Regions from separate parts of the Mus musculus genome. Here region 2 is linked to region 1. Evidence: chromatin loops called from intact Hi-C (ENCODE). Cell type or tissue: heart. All regions are shown on one strand.

Region 1 (8,000 bases):
GGTGTGTGTGTGTGTGTGTGTGTGTGTGTGTGTGTGTGTGTAAGGCAAGGCACAGCGGAAGTCCTTCATTAAATCTCCTCTCACTCCTGGTCCTGAGCATCCTTCCATCACTCTAAAATCACTCTCCCCATCTCTTTCCTCATGTCCACCAGGCTGCCTGCTCTCACTCATGAAGACCGTGGGAACCACACCGAGAGGGAAACACAGCAGAGGCTCTTCACACAGTGGGCTTTCCCCAGCTCTACCCATCCTTCTTCCACCATGATTCCCTGGTTCTGTCCTTCTCCTGGCCTTCCTGAACCCAGTCAGGCCTGAGCCAACAAGTCCCACGGAGCTCCCAGCCTCAGAGGAAAGCCACAGAAAGGCTGAGAACAGGACTGACTGGTTTGGTCTTTCCACACCCATTACCAACCAATCCTGAATCCTGGGCCAGGCGCCCCACCCACCCACCAACACCCTCCTGCCTCTCAGTTTAAACTCCCCACTTCCCTCAAGCCCAAGCTTCAGCTCACTTCTCCCAAACATCTTCCAGCCATTAAGTGCACCTCAGCACAGGCTAGTGAGGGAATCCACAGGGGTGACAGAGAGGACAGCAATGCAGCACACACAATCTAGCACTTGGCAGGAGAACTAGGAGTAAGAATCCAACTGGGGCTACACTGAAAAATTGTCTCAGGAAAAAAGTACACACATGCACACCACATACATACATACACATATACATACATACACACACATACCACATGCATATACATATCACATACATACCACACATGTACACAAATACACAACACATACAAACACACACGTACCACATGCATACACATACACACACATACACCTCACATGCATACACAGACACATAAGACATACATATACACACATACACAAATAACACACACACACACAGAAACACAAACACATACACACAACCAGACCAACTAGAGAAAGGCAAGCAAGGCCCTAAACTGTCACACAAGACATCTAGTAAACAGCCACCAGCTTCCCACCTCCGAAACCAGCTTTGGAGTCCCCTCACCCCAAATTCAGGTGATGATGGCTTACTCCTTTGCTTATTCCTATTTGGGTGGCCCCTGTTTATTCCCGTGTCACATTCGTAATAACAAAGTCACAACACGCACAAGCGGGTAATGGAGACGAAACATGGCATCAAAGAGAAGTGGACGGTGCCCAGTGGACTCCACTAAGTGAGAGCTGCCATCCTGGTTCTGAAATCTGACCAGGAGGAGGAGGAAGAGGAGGAGGAGGAGGAAGAGGAGGAGGAGGAGACAACAGTTTCCTGGTCTTCCTTCCTGGGATTAGTTTCTCCCACCTGAGGCCCAGCTTTACAAGGACCCAATTAAATATCATGCCCATTCTTGTATTTCCACCTCTCCCTGCTGAATAATGCCTGCTGGTCTAACGTGTGAGTAGACAGGACTTACTCCTCCCCAAATCCTTCTCTGACCTGACCAGCCCAACTGAAGAGCACCCTGCTTTTCCTTCTAACTTATCAGAGCAATCCTGTGTTGTCAGTCAAAGTCACTGACTTTTTCTCAGCATGCTGTGAGCTCCAATTCTGGTTTCCTCAGCACCACACTAGTCCAGGAATGTTAGCCTTCTCTCTTCCTTGCACCTATCGTCTAAACTACTCTGCTCCATGAACCCATCCTTGAACTGAACATGGTACAATATGCCTATAATTCTCAGCACCTAAGGCTGGGGCAGGAGGATCATTTCATCCCCACATTTTCTACCTTTGAGAAAGCAGGGTTTGTTTTTTTTTTTTTTTTTTTTTTTTTTTTTTTTTTTTTTTTGTAGAACTGGATTCTAAGTTTGTAGGAAACTGTCTACCTAAGGAGAGTCATTCAACAAGGCAGCCCTAACTTCATTTCCCCCAAAACATCTCACACTTTCCAGGTGGCCAGGAGGTGTGGCTCAGTGGTAAAGTGTATGCTTAGATGCAAGGTCCTGAGTTCAATCCACAGCATCTAAAACATCTAAGAAATAAAGTGTAGACAGAGTGACTTCTGGTTATATTCAGCCATCTTAGACCAATAATTCAATGAACTGTACTTGATACTTTGCTAGGCTAGAGTTTTTACACAGATCCTAAAACCGTTTTCAATTATCTATAGGTTTTTATTCACACTGTTATGGGAGACTGTGCTTGCTACTTTTATGTCTACTTGACACAATAAGTTAGAGTCATTTTGGAAAAGGGAACTTCAAGTGAGAAAAACGTTTCCATAGATTGGCCTGTGGCGAGCTTGTGGTGCATCTTCCTGATTGAAGATCGCTGTAGGAGGATCCAGCTCACTGGAGGGTGCTTACCCCTGGGCTGGTACTCTTGGGTGTTGCAAGAAAGCAGGCTGAGCAAGCCATGGAGATTGAGTCAGTAAGCAGCACTCCTCCATTGCTTCTGCTTCAATTCCTGCCTCCATGGTCCTGCCTTGAGTGTTTGCCTTGACTTCTTTCTCTAAAGGACTGTGATCTGAGAATTGTAAGCTAAAATAAACTCTTTCCTCCCCAAATTGTTTCTGGCTGTGCTGTTTTATCACAGTAGAAACCCTAAGACAGAGACCCAAGGGGGAAGGAAGAAAGCCTACTGAAGTACCAGATGTCAGAGGTGGAGGGGAGCCATTCTAGAAAGCTGAGACATCAAATACCCAAAGTAATGGTAAAATTCACTAGGCAACCAATAATCCCTACACTGGGGAGGCAGAGGCAGGGAGATATCTGAGTTCAAGGTCAGCCTGGTCTACAAAGAAAGCCAGAGCTACACAGAGAAACCTTGTCTCAGGAAAAAACCCAAACAACAACAAAGTAGCAGGATAAGAGAATTTGGGAGGGCAGGAATCTGCTCCACTAAGCCCACTCATCTCGTTTCTTTTCCACTTCTAGAGCCTGTTTGGTTTTGCAAATGTTTGTTTTTGAGACAACCCACTCTATGGTCCAGACTAATCCCAAACTCATGGTGCCTCCCTCCTCCGTGTCCCAAATTCTAGGATTAAGCATGAACCACCACCACTCTGGAGCTCAGTGCTTGGCTTTATTAAGGAGATGCCAGAGAGAGACTGGGTGTCCTTGTATGTATGTACTGTTTGCCATCACTCCCTCAGTGTCCTACAATGGCTCCTGGTGGCTTCTCACCAGGAAGGAACAGTTAAACCCAAACACCATGCTCTCTCTGCCAGTCAAGATGAGACTGACTCCCTCTTGCCAAATCCAGTCTGTTTTCTCATCTCTAGCCCCTTCTGTATTCTGCGTCCTGCTTTCCCACGCTATCCCCAGTCTGAAATCCATCCATTACTCTGTTGGGCTTTTCGTTTTGTTTGTTTGATCACAGTGTTTCACACTGTAGATTAAACTACTCTGGAACTCACTATGTAGCTCAGACTGGCCTGGAACTCACGGCAGGCAATCTTTCTACCTATCTCACACATTGGATTCCTTTTTACACACATTTCTAAAGACCTCTTACTATGGAATGGGGCACCCCTCCCCTTTTCCGAAATCCAAGGAACCGCTCAGCTTGTCTCATGCATAATGGCTGCCCAGTAAAACACAGTTGTCCTCTCCTCTGACCAGTACACCTTCTCAGAGCACTTGACACGTTCTGCTATTATGTGGGCAGACTTCGCCTCATTTTCCTGTTTGAATCCTCCGTGTCAGGTAAATCCCACCACGCTCACTGGTCCCAATTTGTCTAAAACACAGACTATTTGCCTGCCTCTCTCCTTGGGACTATGAACCACTAGAACGCCAACATTGCACGGTTACATCTGACCCAGGGAAGATATTAAAGGACTTTCTACGGATGGATGGATGGATGGATGGATGGATGGATGGATGGATGGATGGATGGATACACAAATGCATGGATAAACAGACTAAATAAACGAATGGATGAATGAACTAAAGGATAAACTCTTCCTATAAACTTCCTTATTCTTCTTTACATTCTTAACATTTAGTTCTTCGTGGAAGTGAAAAATAAGGAAAGGGACAGGTGGTGGTGGGAGAGCCACTACAGGTCAGGAATTTGTCCTGCAAAAGCCAGGGAGACTGGAAGCTGTAGAACCAGCGGCTCGCCCTCCCACATCCTCCACGCGGCGCACCGGTCCCCCAAACCCCCACCCGAGTCCAGTCCCCACCCCACCCCCACCCACTCCGGGAGACGCGAGTTGGAGCAGGGCCGCCTCCACTACACACCCCACAGTCCCCGGGGCGGGCAGTCTGGCGTGCTTCTCGCCGCTCCGCCTCCATGATCCTTCCACGCCCCGACTCTGCGCCTCCAGATCCGGAGCGCGAAGCGTCCTGCGCGCCGAGTACCCTGCACTCACCTTCCGTGCCAGGCTCTCCGCTGACGCCGCGGGCTAGGCTGAGCAGCAGCACGAGCCGCAGCAGCCGCTGCAACCCGCATCCTGGAGAGCGGCGCGTGCCCCGGGGACCCCGGCCCATGCCGCTGGCTCCCTCCCGGCGCCCGCCACTCCCCGGAGGCCCCTGTGCAAGGAGATAAGGCCAGAGGCGCGAGGAAGGGGCGGCGCAGAGGCTTCCGGCGCCGGGTTGCGCCGGTCCCGGCGGGGAGCAGGGTCCCAGGTCCCCGGATCTAGGTGCGCCTGGTGCACCGGCTGCGCGCGAGCTGAGCCACGGGGAGAAAGCGGACTGTGCTAGGGGGGAAACATCGCAGTGCAAGTGTGACTTGTGGAGACCAGAGAAGTGCAGTAGCCACAGGAAAGGGTCTCTGACTGGACGGGTCAGAGAGTTGGGAGGTGGTGGCCGCCCGCGCGGAGGGAAAGAAAGGAGAGGAAACTAGTCATGGGCCAGTTCACCCGGGGTGCACATGCTGGAACAGGTGACAAAACAAAAGTTCCAGCTACTTGCTGGACGACGCCCTCCTTGGCACGTTAGGAATCGAACGGGGAGAGACACGTGGTGAGAAAGACATGGAAGACAGGACAACCGTGTATTCTAGAAACCGAGGGACCGTTTTAAGGTGGGGACAAAAGGTTAGAGAAATATATGGCAGAGTTAAAGAACTCTGCTCTGAGAGTAGGGTCAGCATCAGGGCGTGAGGGGATCCGGGAAGGGGCAGGTGATCCTCTGAATTTTGGAGAGAATCAGAAATGGAGTGTTCAGGGACAGAGTCCACCACGTCTTAAGATTAGTGCAATATTAGAGAAAGGACAATATTAGATCAAGGAGAAACTGTGAATGTCGCTTAGATCTATGCTTTGGGTGGACTGTGGTGGGAGACTGGGGAGCAGAGGGTTAACGTGAGTTAGGAATTGGGGTTGAGGGAGGCTGAGGAAGGAAGATCAGTTTTGTCTGTGGGGCCCGCCCAAGTGCAGGGGGCACTCCCCACTTCAGCAGGTACCCTCATTTGCTTTCTCACCGGTGAACTAGCCCTACCTCTAAGGCAGGCAAATACACCCATATAAGGGCTGAACTTGGGCTGCCTTAGGAAGAAACCGTTAAAATAAACTTCCTAGTCTCTTGTAACAAGTTTTCTTGAAGATTATTTCTGTCCAACAAAGAAAGAAGCCTGCTTTGGGAAGTAGTAGAGCACCATGAAAGTGTGAACATGTCTCTAGGTGTTTGGGCAAAACCAGTCTCCAGGAACCCTCACAGGTCATTGCACAAATCCACTGTTCAAGACATTTTTAAAACAACCTTTATCTCTACTTCTCATGCCCTTCTGCAAAATAAATATGTATATATACTTTAAAAAAAAACATGATGCATGAAAAAACAACTATCCAAGACTTGGACATGGGAAGGAAAATTACTGGGTGTCTCTTTCAGCATGCATGGGAGTAAATGCTATCTAACCCACTTTCCGTGGATTATTCAATTCAAAAGTGTACTTTTATGAATGTCCTACTGACTAGGTTTGTTTGTGGCTTTATAAGAGTATACGTTAACTTAAATAACCCCGATGACAATATTATCAATCAGAGCTGTCTGTCTGTCTGTCTGTCTGGGGTCCTTTACCTGAATAGAAAGAAATCCTGAGACCACAATGGCAGTGCATGCCTTTAAGCCCAGCAGTCAGGAGGCAGAAGCAGAAGGATGTGAGTTCCAAGCACCTTGATCTACACTACAAGTTCCAGGATAGCCAGAACTACGTAGGGAGAGCCTGTCTCAAAATAACAAACAAAAAACTCTGAGACAAGCAGAGAGGCTTTTCTGGCTTTGGTGCCCTCTAGGTCATAGGTCTAGAGAGCCTGTGGGCTGGACTAAGGGACGGTGATAACTAGGGGCCTATTGCTTCATGCTTTACAAGCCAGAGACATGACTAGGCATTCAGGCTGGAGGCTTGTTCCTCTGGACTTTAACCACCAGCAAACCCCAGCATTTTGCAACTGTTGCAACCCTCTTCTTCCAACAGCAGTATGAGGGAGCAGTAGGCAGTTCCTACTGGGACTGCAACTCCTGAAAGGGCTCTGGGTTTTTGGACCATCAGCTCCTTATAGGAGCCATTACAGCCCTGCAGCCCAGTGGCCAGAGACTTTGACAGCTCCTTGGAACTCTTCTGGTGGCTTAGACACACAGACTTTTTTTTTTTCTTCAGCTATTCACAGTACTCTGTCTCCATGGCCTTTCTCCCTATCCTGCGCTGTCATGCTCTGGAATGTTTTAGCTGCTGCACCATCTTCTTGGCATTGCTGCCTTCCACTGTGTCCAGCAACCATCTCTTCTTTGTGTTGCCAGCTCACCCAGGGCCACTAAATATAAAGATCAAAAGTAACCAGGAGTTGAGGGTGTAGCATGCTTATCTACCATGCATGAAGCCCTGGGCATAAAATTGAGGTTGTGCAAGCTGTGATCCCAGCACTCTGGAGGTAGAGGCAGGAGGATCAGGAGTTCAAACTACAATACAAGCTGAAGGCCAGCCTGGGCTATTTGAATGTCTCAGATATTTAAAAGAGGAGTCAGGGTGGGGCTAGGGAGATAGTTCAGTGAGTAGGAACACTTGCTCTGCAATATGAAGTAGAATCTCCAGGAGCAATTAAAAGAGGCAGGCATCGCTATACATGGTGCTAACCCAGCACTGAGAGGCAGAAAGAGGCAAATTTGAGGCACTCACTGGACAAACAGCCTAAACCAAACAGTAGGTTTCATGTTCACTAAGAGAAACTCTCTCAAAGCAATAATGTGGAAAGTGGCTGAAGGTTTCCTCTGGCCTCTACATGTGACCTCCGGCACTGGTATCCGCACATTGAGTCACAACATGAAAGATTATTTCATCAGTATTGTTTCAAGAATCAAAAGAGAACAGTGAACCACTTTTAAATTAGGAGCAGAAAAAATGGCTGCTGTGAAAATATTTGGCTTAAGAAAAATATCGGGGGCACGGTCAGGTATAGGGAGAGTAGGGAGAAAGGGCCAGGAGAGTGAACAAAAATTGGTAGAGTGGGGAGTGGGGGATCTCTAGGACACAACAGAGAGCTAAAGTGGGGAAGCCTCCAGGGAGTCTATGAGGGGGACTTTAGCTGAGACACCTAGCAGTGGGGCATATGGAGCCTGAAGAGGCCACCTCCTGTAGCCAATCCAGCTGTCTCTGCACCTCACTTCCTTTTTCTGTACCCCACTTCCTTTTTCTACAGTCACATGCATTTTCTGTTCCTCCCTTTCCTTTTCCTGTTTATTAATACTATCAATCCCGGAACCTCTTCTGGTTCAAGGGCTGCCCAAGTCACTGGTTCAATGTAACTGTTCAATTTAATCCCCTCCCCCTTGTTTTCCTTCTGACTGTGTATGTGGAAAAACACCCACCCATATGGACACATATGTTCTGTGTTGAATTAGAGAGTACAAATGGAAGTAGCAGTTTGGGGTTCTTGCTTTCCTCTCAAACGCTCACACTTAAGTATGCAACAGTGCTTTTAAACAGGAAAACAAGCCACCAATGAAACAGCTAGTTCTACGGAATGCATTAGACTAGCTTTGCCACACAAGACCTCCACAAAGGGCTGGGGTGAGGAAAATAAAAT
Region 2 (8,000 bases), 49 kb after region 1:
CTTTCTTAAAATCTTTCAGCCAATCCCCAGCACCTTTGGAATTTCTGGCCTTCTGAGCTCTCACAAATGTCCACTTCTACACTCATACCGGTCATAGCTATCCTATGGACTCAAAAGCTACCCTAACACCTTCCAGCTCATCTCACCACACCAATTTATTCACATTGGTTTACTTGTTTGTTTATTCTTAGTGGTTACCACAGTCAGTCATCTATCACAAAAGGGGAAATAATCTCAGTGTGGAAAGAAAATAAAGACCAACATGGAAAATTACATCTTAACTTTTACTCCATAAAAATTAAAGACAGGAGGGCCTACCATTTAAGAAAGCCCCTTTTCATCACCCCATCCCATGTACTATTCTAGTCTGCAGTTTCTACAGCAGAGATTATCACTGGTGTCACAAAAGCAGAGGCATTGTCACTACACTTGTAATCCTGTAAGAGACTGTCTACAAATACCCTCAAGGCACAGAAAAGAAAGGTTAATTCACTAGCATCTAAAGATAACATTTAACCTAGAGATGAATTTTAAAATTTAAAAGAAAGAAAAAAATCAAGCATTCTGAATCACTGCCCATCTCAAAAATGACAAGAAGCCGAAGTAGACATTAAAAAAAAAAAAAAAAAAAACACCTAAATAGAGCTTGGCATGGTGGCTCACACCTTTAATCCCAGTGTTCAGGAGGTAGAGGCAGGCAGATTTCTCAGTTTGAAGCCAGCCTGGTCTACAGGGTGAGTTTCAGAACAACTAAGGCCACACAGAATCCCAGCACTCGGGAGGCAGAGGCAGGCGGATTTCTGAGTTCGAGGCCAGCCTGGTCTACAAAGTGAGTTCCAGGACAGCCAGAACTACACAGAAAAACCCTGTCTTGAAAAACAAACAAACCAAAAAACCAACCAACCAACCAAACAAACAAACAAAAACCCCAAAAACCCTGTCTCAAAAAACCAAAACATGTGGAAGGAAAGAACTGATTCTAGTGTTGTTCTTTAACATTCATATGTATATGTATGCAGTGGCACATGTGCACTCATATATACATCATATACATATAAGATAATAAAGTTTTTAATAAGTATCTGAATTCAATAAGCAAGCAGGTATTCTAGCTACTCTTAACCATTGCATCGTATCTCCAATTTCAAACAACAAAAACTAAAACTCCACAGCCTCATACAGCCAAGTACAGTGCAGCATGCCATAACCCTAGCTACTTTGCAGGCTAAGGCAGAAAGATAGTCTGAGCTAAACAAAGAGACTCCTTTTCCGTGGTAGATGCCTTGCCTAAAAGGTCCTAGGTTCAATCTCTAGGTCTAAAAAAACCCAACCAACTATTACCACTTAAAGAACTTAGAAATAATCACCTGCCCTATTTGTTAAACATTCAAAAACAATACTTTTCAAATCTGCTAACAGGAAAACACAGAAGTTTTCTAGGTAAAGCAAATCAAAAAGGCCTGGATTCAACTGAATCTATCAGTGTAATAATTAATGAAGTACAGCAAAAATACAATGTTTCCATTTGAACTTTCTATTTCTAATGGTGAAGGGCTTTGTATTATGTTCTTTATACTTGAGTACTGCTCATTTCATGGTTCCCATGTTTGTGTGTCCCATGACATATGAGTATAATAAAAGATAGATGTATAAATAATTGATCCTATGAAGCTGGAATACATACTTGTTATGCTTTTAACTGAGAGGGGAAGACTATTATAAAGTTTCTGAACTTTTCTTTTTTCTTTCTCTTTTTTTAAGGATAGGGCCTCACTAGCCTGAGAAAAACAGAGTAAAATTTGGTAGCCCTAGGTTTGATTCCCAATACTCAAAAAACAAAACCAATCCTAAAAGTCTTGCTTAAAATGATATGGTTTTCCTATTTATATACTTATTTATGTATTTTAGGGAACTAATCTTCACATACTTTATAAGTACTGCATGACTCGTCATCAGTCCCAGCTCAACATGTTTGTTTTATACTTTCAAGTGGGCTTCCTTTACCTTGCATACATCTTCTAAGAAATCTCTCACTGCTATGTGTGAAGACATGCACCCACTATGTCTCCTTGCTGACTCTTCCTCAACTTTAACAAGTCTACTTAATCACTATTTCTCCTGAGTCAGCTAGGCAAGTACTCCCTGCTTTGTACTAATACTCACAATCTTTATTTTCTGTTTATAAATCTAACTTCCCTGGTTATAATCTTTGCTCTAGCTCCAGTGTCAAACATAATATAAAACATATAACGTAATGAACAAGTATTTATTGTTTCCATTATTTATTTACATTTCGAATATTGTCCCCCTTCTCAGTCTCTACTCTGCAAACAAGTATTTCTAAATGAATAAAATATGCTCATTTCACAGATAATATTAAAAACAATTTTAAAAACTTACCAAATAGGATAAAAAGCCCATGTGGTGTGATAAACTGAAAAGGATAACACAAAAATATAACTTAATATAGCATAACTTAAAAACAACTATTTATAATATAATAAAGACAGTTTATCCTATTACAGCACTAGTTATGCTTCTACACAGCCTATTGATAATTTTTATTTAAATTCCTTAAACAAACTTAAGCATTATAACACAAAACTAGACTATATGTAAGAATCCACTATACCCCTTCCTGAAAGACTTAGACCATTTTTCCACTCACGTCAGGATTGAGGTTGGTGACCAGCAGAACAGAATTCCCAGGCATACCACTTGCCCCAGGAATGGCCATCCTTCCACTGACAGCAGAGGAGGTAAGTGTGAGAGGACCAAGGGCTCCGGGAACAGCTGGGACAGACAGACCTTTTAAAAATACCAACAGTATTTCTTATATTCTAATCATCTAAAGAATAAAATTTGATAGGATATAACTTAAGCCAAGAAAGTAAACATATTTGTTGACATTATCCATAATTAATACCATTCATACTGTGCTCCACAGAGTAACTGGACTCACTGGTCTTAACTAAGGAAGCTGGGTGGTGGTGGATATCTGTCTACAGAGTGAGGACCAGGACAGCCAAGGCTATACAGTGAAATCTTGTCTCAACCTTCCACCCTCCGCTTCCCACCACAAAAACTCAGGCTTCTCAGAGGACCTATTACCTACAACCACTTTTCTATCCAGCACCTTTATGCCAAGTGAATGTAATTTTCATATTCAAATATATCAAGGTGGTATACACATGCATAGCCCTTCAATAGATGTATCAAAGATGTATACTGGGTAGTACTACATAATAGCTTACATGGGAAAAATATTTTTTAACCTTATAAAGTAATAATTTTATTATATTTTGTAACAAAAATTCAGACTTTTAATGCCCTAGGCATTCTTGAACTACTGAGAAGGCTGATATACTGACACTGTACTTAAAACAACATTGTCTCATTAGTCCCACCACATAAACCTTTGCTTTAAAAGTAGTTAAGGGTATAGAAGCCTCTGATTCTATAAAAGGAGCCAATTCTTACTTATCTTACAATACTGGGAATGAAACCAGGTCCTTGAGTACTAGGCAAACACTATCACTATGCTATATCCCCAGCTTCAATTTGTTATTTCAGTTTAACATTCTTTTTCATACTCCTTGACTACTTTATACCATGTAATTAACTTGCAGTAGAATTGAAATATATCCTGTTTTGCTTGGCAATCTCAGAGGTTTAAGACTGTGCAGATGGCATTCTCCAAATGAATGCCTTTTGGTGGGAATCAATTTTCTATCTCTGGCTGGCCTAGAACTCAGAGATCCTGCTGTCTCAGCCTCCTGAGTGCTTTAAACGAAGGCGTGCACCACCACAAATAGCTTAATTCTTTTTCTCCTTCATATGATCTCCTTCTCATGTCCTTCTACTCCAAACTCACAATTTTGCTAATGCCTACAGTGGGTTATCATAATGCCTACAGTAGCTAAAAGTAGAGCTACAGTGTGTGCTCTACTTAGCCTTGCAAGTCTTACCAAATTAAACATTTTCTCATCCCCTTAATGTTTATTTTTGTGTTTTAAAACTACAATGTGTCTAAACATAGTATCTGAAACAAAGGAAAACAAATCCTTCACTTCCAGATGCACAGAAATTAAAGAGATTCAAAAAACAAAAGCTATGGGATTTTATGTTTTGTTTTGTTTTGTTTTGAAATAATCAGAACAGTCGCATAAAGATGTGTTACAATATATTAAACCACCCAACAACTTACTAGGACTTAACTTTATTCTCAAAAATCAGTCTTCTTTTTAGTTAATTCTATTTTGTCCAACAGAGAGAGATAGTCACTATAATTTCCAGAATTAAAACATTAAAGTATAATAATAATTTCTGGAAAGAAGCTACTCTGAAATTTAAAATATAGCTATTATGTTCACAAATAGTTGAAAATCAGAAATGTTAATATATAAGATCAGATTCATACCACTTCTTAATTACAAACCTGTTTTCTTCACAGAGATAAAACCATAAAGTATATGATAAAAAAAATCATAAAGCTGGGTGGTGGTGGCATCCCAGCACTCAGGGAGGCAGAAGAAGAACAGGGAGGAGAAGTAGATAGATCTCTGTGAGGGCATGGCCAGCCAGCTCTACGCAGGGATTTCCAGGACAGCCAGGGCTAGTTCCTATTTCTTAATTATTCCAGGAATAATAATTATTATGCCATAAATATTCTCAGGAAAAAATTTGCATACCCTGAAATAAATGACACACATACCCTTCATGGGTAGGTACTACTGAGAACTCACAGATACTCAAACATTCTCCAAAGATGCTCAAATTGATGTGTTTACTGGCTATATTCCTTCCAAATGCGTTGAAGTCACAAAGATAAATAAAACTCAGGTTTGTTCAACACATAATAAACAAAGAAAGAAGCTAGAAGATCATACACCTTATCTAACAACCTGACACAGGTTTAATAGTTTACTAGTTTAATGTAGTTAACCTACAGTTAACTAAGTGATTCGAACACACAGTAGAATTACTGGTGTACCCAGTGGAACAAGAGAGAACTATTTGTAAATATAAAGATGGTGTGTATACAAGTCACTCCATGGTTGTTAGACCTAATGCCTTTATTTTTAATTGCCCAAATTCGGTGAGCTCCTAGAAAAAAAAAAAAGAAGAAGCTCATTTAAAGATTCATTTCAAACTCAACCTGAAAAGACTCACCTGCTGCTTGAGGAAATGCGATGGCTGGGGCAAAGCCAGCAGCCCCTGCATATGGAGAGGACATTATACCCGGTGCACCTGTCAAGAAAAAGCTACAATAAATATATTGCCTGCTATATCAACACACTATGAAATGCCTATGTGAGAATATATTATAAGTGGAACCGAAGATGGAATCATAGAGTTGTTCAGTCAGTGATCCCCAAAGTATAGAAAGCTCCTGCTGCCTCCAGGGGCTGATAGCTTTCAAATGGGTTCCTGGATGAAGCTTAGCTGTTAAAGGAGTATGGACGAGGCTAAGATTCTCGTGTTTACATAGAGCATTTTTTCCCTATATGAAATGCCATCAAATGCTTGTTAAACTGTACTGTTTTGAAGGAATACTGGGTTGAAGAAAAGAAATAATAAAACTGAACAATGTGACACATGCTTTTAATTCCATTACTGAAACAAAAAGATCATGAATTTAAGGACAGTCTGAGCTACACAGTGCGATTCTGTTTAAACAAACAAATATGAGATAGATTATTAGTCATTGAGAATGAAGTACAGAGATTCACAGGCTAAGGGTCCTCCAGTCATATAATCCAGCAAGCGGACGGCGGAGAAGTCCTAGAGGCTTTACCATGATGGGTTAGAGAAGATATCTCTGTAAGTTAGGGGAAAGTTTGAGCTACACAGTATGTAACTGCAAACACAGTGCATCTCTGTGTATTCTAGACAAGCAATTCTATAGGAAGCCTTGTGACAGTGCCACTAAAACATAGGTCAGTTCCAATGGAGGCATCAAGTGCGAGGGGACCGACTGTAAGATACACAACTGCAAACACCAAGACAAACTGAGAATTATTATAAGCAACATACAGACTTAGTAATTATGCTGCCTTAGCCACTGAGTGAGTGCCTACAGAGGAAAACTTGAGTAAATAGGGGCCAAACAGTAAGATGATCAGGGCTAAAGGGAAAGGGAGAAAAAAATATCCTATTAGGGGAAAAGAAAGACAAAGTCTTAGAAATAGAAAAAAAGGATCCTGTGGAATACTTTCAAATTAAGTGGAGGTCCCTCAACAGGAGTTAGACAGGAAACGAGGAGAAAAGCATAGTTTTCAAATAATAGTAAAAAAATCCAACCAAGCAAAGGCTGAGCTGTTTCCCTTTGTTTCTCCAGGTGGAGCATTCTGTTGAAAGCAGCCTACATATTTTCATTTTATTAAGAAATTACACATGGGGCCTGGAGAGATGGTTCAGCAGCTAGGAGCACTCACTGGCTGTTCTTCCAGAGGTCCTGAGTTCAATTCCTAGCAACCACATGGTGGCTCACAACCATCTGTAATGGGATCCGATGCTCTCTTCTATTGTGTCTGAAGCAGTGCTTTCCATGCAAACAATAAGACCAGCATTTGATCTCCGGAACTGGCATTAGCTATGCCTGACAGTGCATGCTTAGAAACTCAACCCTCCATAGGCAGATACAAGTAGATATGTAGGCTCATCAGTCAGTCAGCCTAGCCTAACTGACAAGCTCCACACTATTGAGAGATTGTTATGAAGAGAGGTAGATGGAGTCTACAGAATGATGCCTAAGTGTGTTCTATAGCCACCACAGGCAAGTAAATACATATTTGTGCATGCATATGATCATACAGAAAGATAGACAGACACAGACACACACACACAAATATACTAAGTGCCATTGAAAGTTTTCATTGTTGAGCTAGAGATGACTCAGTAGATAAGCCTGATAATTTTCAAGTTTTTAGAAAAATGGCTATTATATTTGTTTTATAACTGGCAAAACTTCAAAAGTTCTATTGGTTAGATGCTGTGGTGTATTAGTTTTCTAAAACTAATTTTAAAAACTGACTTTTATTTAGGAATACTGATTACTAAGCCCGTTGGCTGGAACTTATAAACCTAGTTTAGGCAGGCTCAAGGTCATCCAGGGCTACCATGTCTGAAAAACAAAAAACACACACACAAAGAACATTTTTGTTCTTAGTAAACATTCATTGAGCATTTAGAAGTAAAGTCAAACACATTTGCAACTTACTCTGCAATGATTTCAAGAGGGAGATACAACTATAAATATATATACAATTATATACAATTGGAAACAATAAAGCAAGCATGGCATGACACAAATAAGAAATCTGAATCGAGTTATTTATGCTATTCCTACAGCTTACATTATTTTAAAACAAAGCCAGGTAAAATAGTATGAACTTTAGAATGTAAGTAATGCTCTTTTGTTATGAAAAAAAATTGTTTTTTGAGACAAGGTCTCTTTATATACCTAAGGCTACCCTTGAACTCACAATCCTTGTCTCAGCCTTCTGAGTAATGGGTACATGCACTACTGTATCCATTTTAAGTATCTTTATAACTTTAGTGTAACAAGTATTATTTTAAATGACTCCTCACACACAACAACAATTACTACATATAAAGGAAATAAGGAACTTGACTATCAATAAGCCCAAACTGGGAGAAACTATTTATAATAGAAACGGACAAAAAGGACTAACATGGTCTATACAAGAAAGTCATACCAATAGAAAAGAAAAAGGCTGGGAAGTAGTAGTGCACACCTTTAATCGTAGCACTTACAAGGCAGAGGCAGGTAGACTTCTTTGAGTTCAAGACCAGCCTCAAGGTCTATGGAACTAGTGTTTTAAAACACAGACACACACACACAAAGAGGGGGGGGGAGGGGGGAGGGAGAGGGAGGGACAGAGGGGGAGAGGAGGAGAGAGAGAGGGAGAGAGAGAGGGAGAGGAGGGGGGAGAGAGAGGGAGAGGGAGGGGGAAGAACTGATAAAGATATGCTTA

Evidence for each region. A loop is a pair of places that touch in the nucleus more often than their neighbours do. Peaks named below come from ENCODE experiments on the same cell type or tissue, not always from the same donor. Only the 100,000 strongest peaks of a DNase experiment are listed, where the experiment ranks them.
Region 2: a loop joins it to region 1, with 2.2 times the contacts of the local background. A loop is called at or near these places in 1 of 42 quality-filtered maps.

Annotation. Positions count from the first base shown.
Region 1 is chr4:59,433,860-59,441,859 of GRCm38, forward strand. Susd1 (sushi domain containing 1) reads right to left here and starts at 4,774. Exons shown (of 17, transcript NM_001163288.2): 1 at 4,347-4,774. The coding sequence starts at 4,464. In heart, no CTCF peak of the experiment used is centred here; DNase peaks (open chromatin) are centred at 4,412 and 6,302; H3K4me3 peaks cover 2,352 bases; H3K27ac peaks cover 3,354 bases.
Region 2 is chr4:59,482,939-59,490,938 of GRCm38, forward strand. Ptbp3 (polypyrimidine tract binding protein 3) reads right to left here. Exons shown (of 14, transcript NM_178164.3): 8 at 5,173-5,250; 9 at 2,669-2,808; 10 at 2,401-2,434. Among named protein-coding and RNA genes, the nearest start is that of Susd1, 48 kb to the left of the region's middle. In heart, no CTCF peak of the experiment used is centred here; no DNase peak of the experiment used is centred here.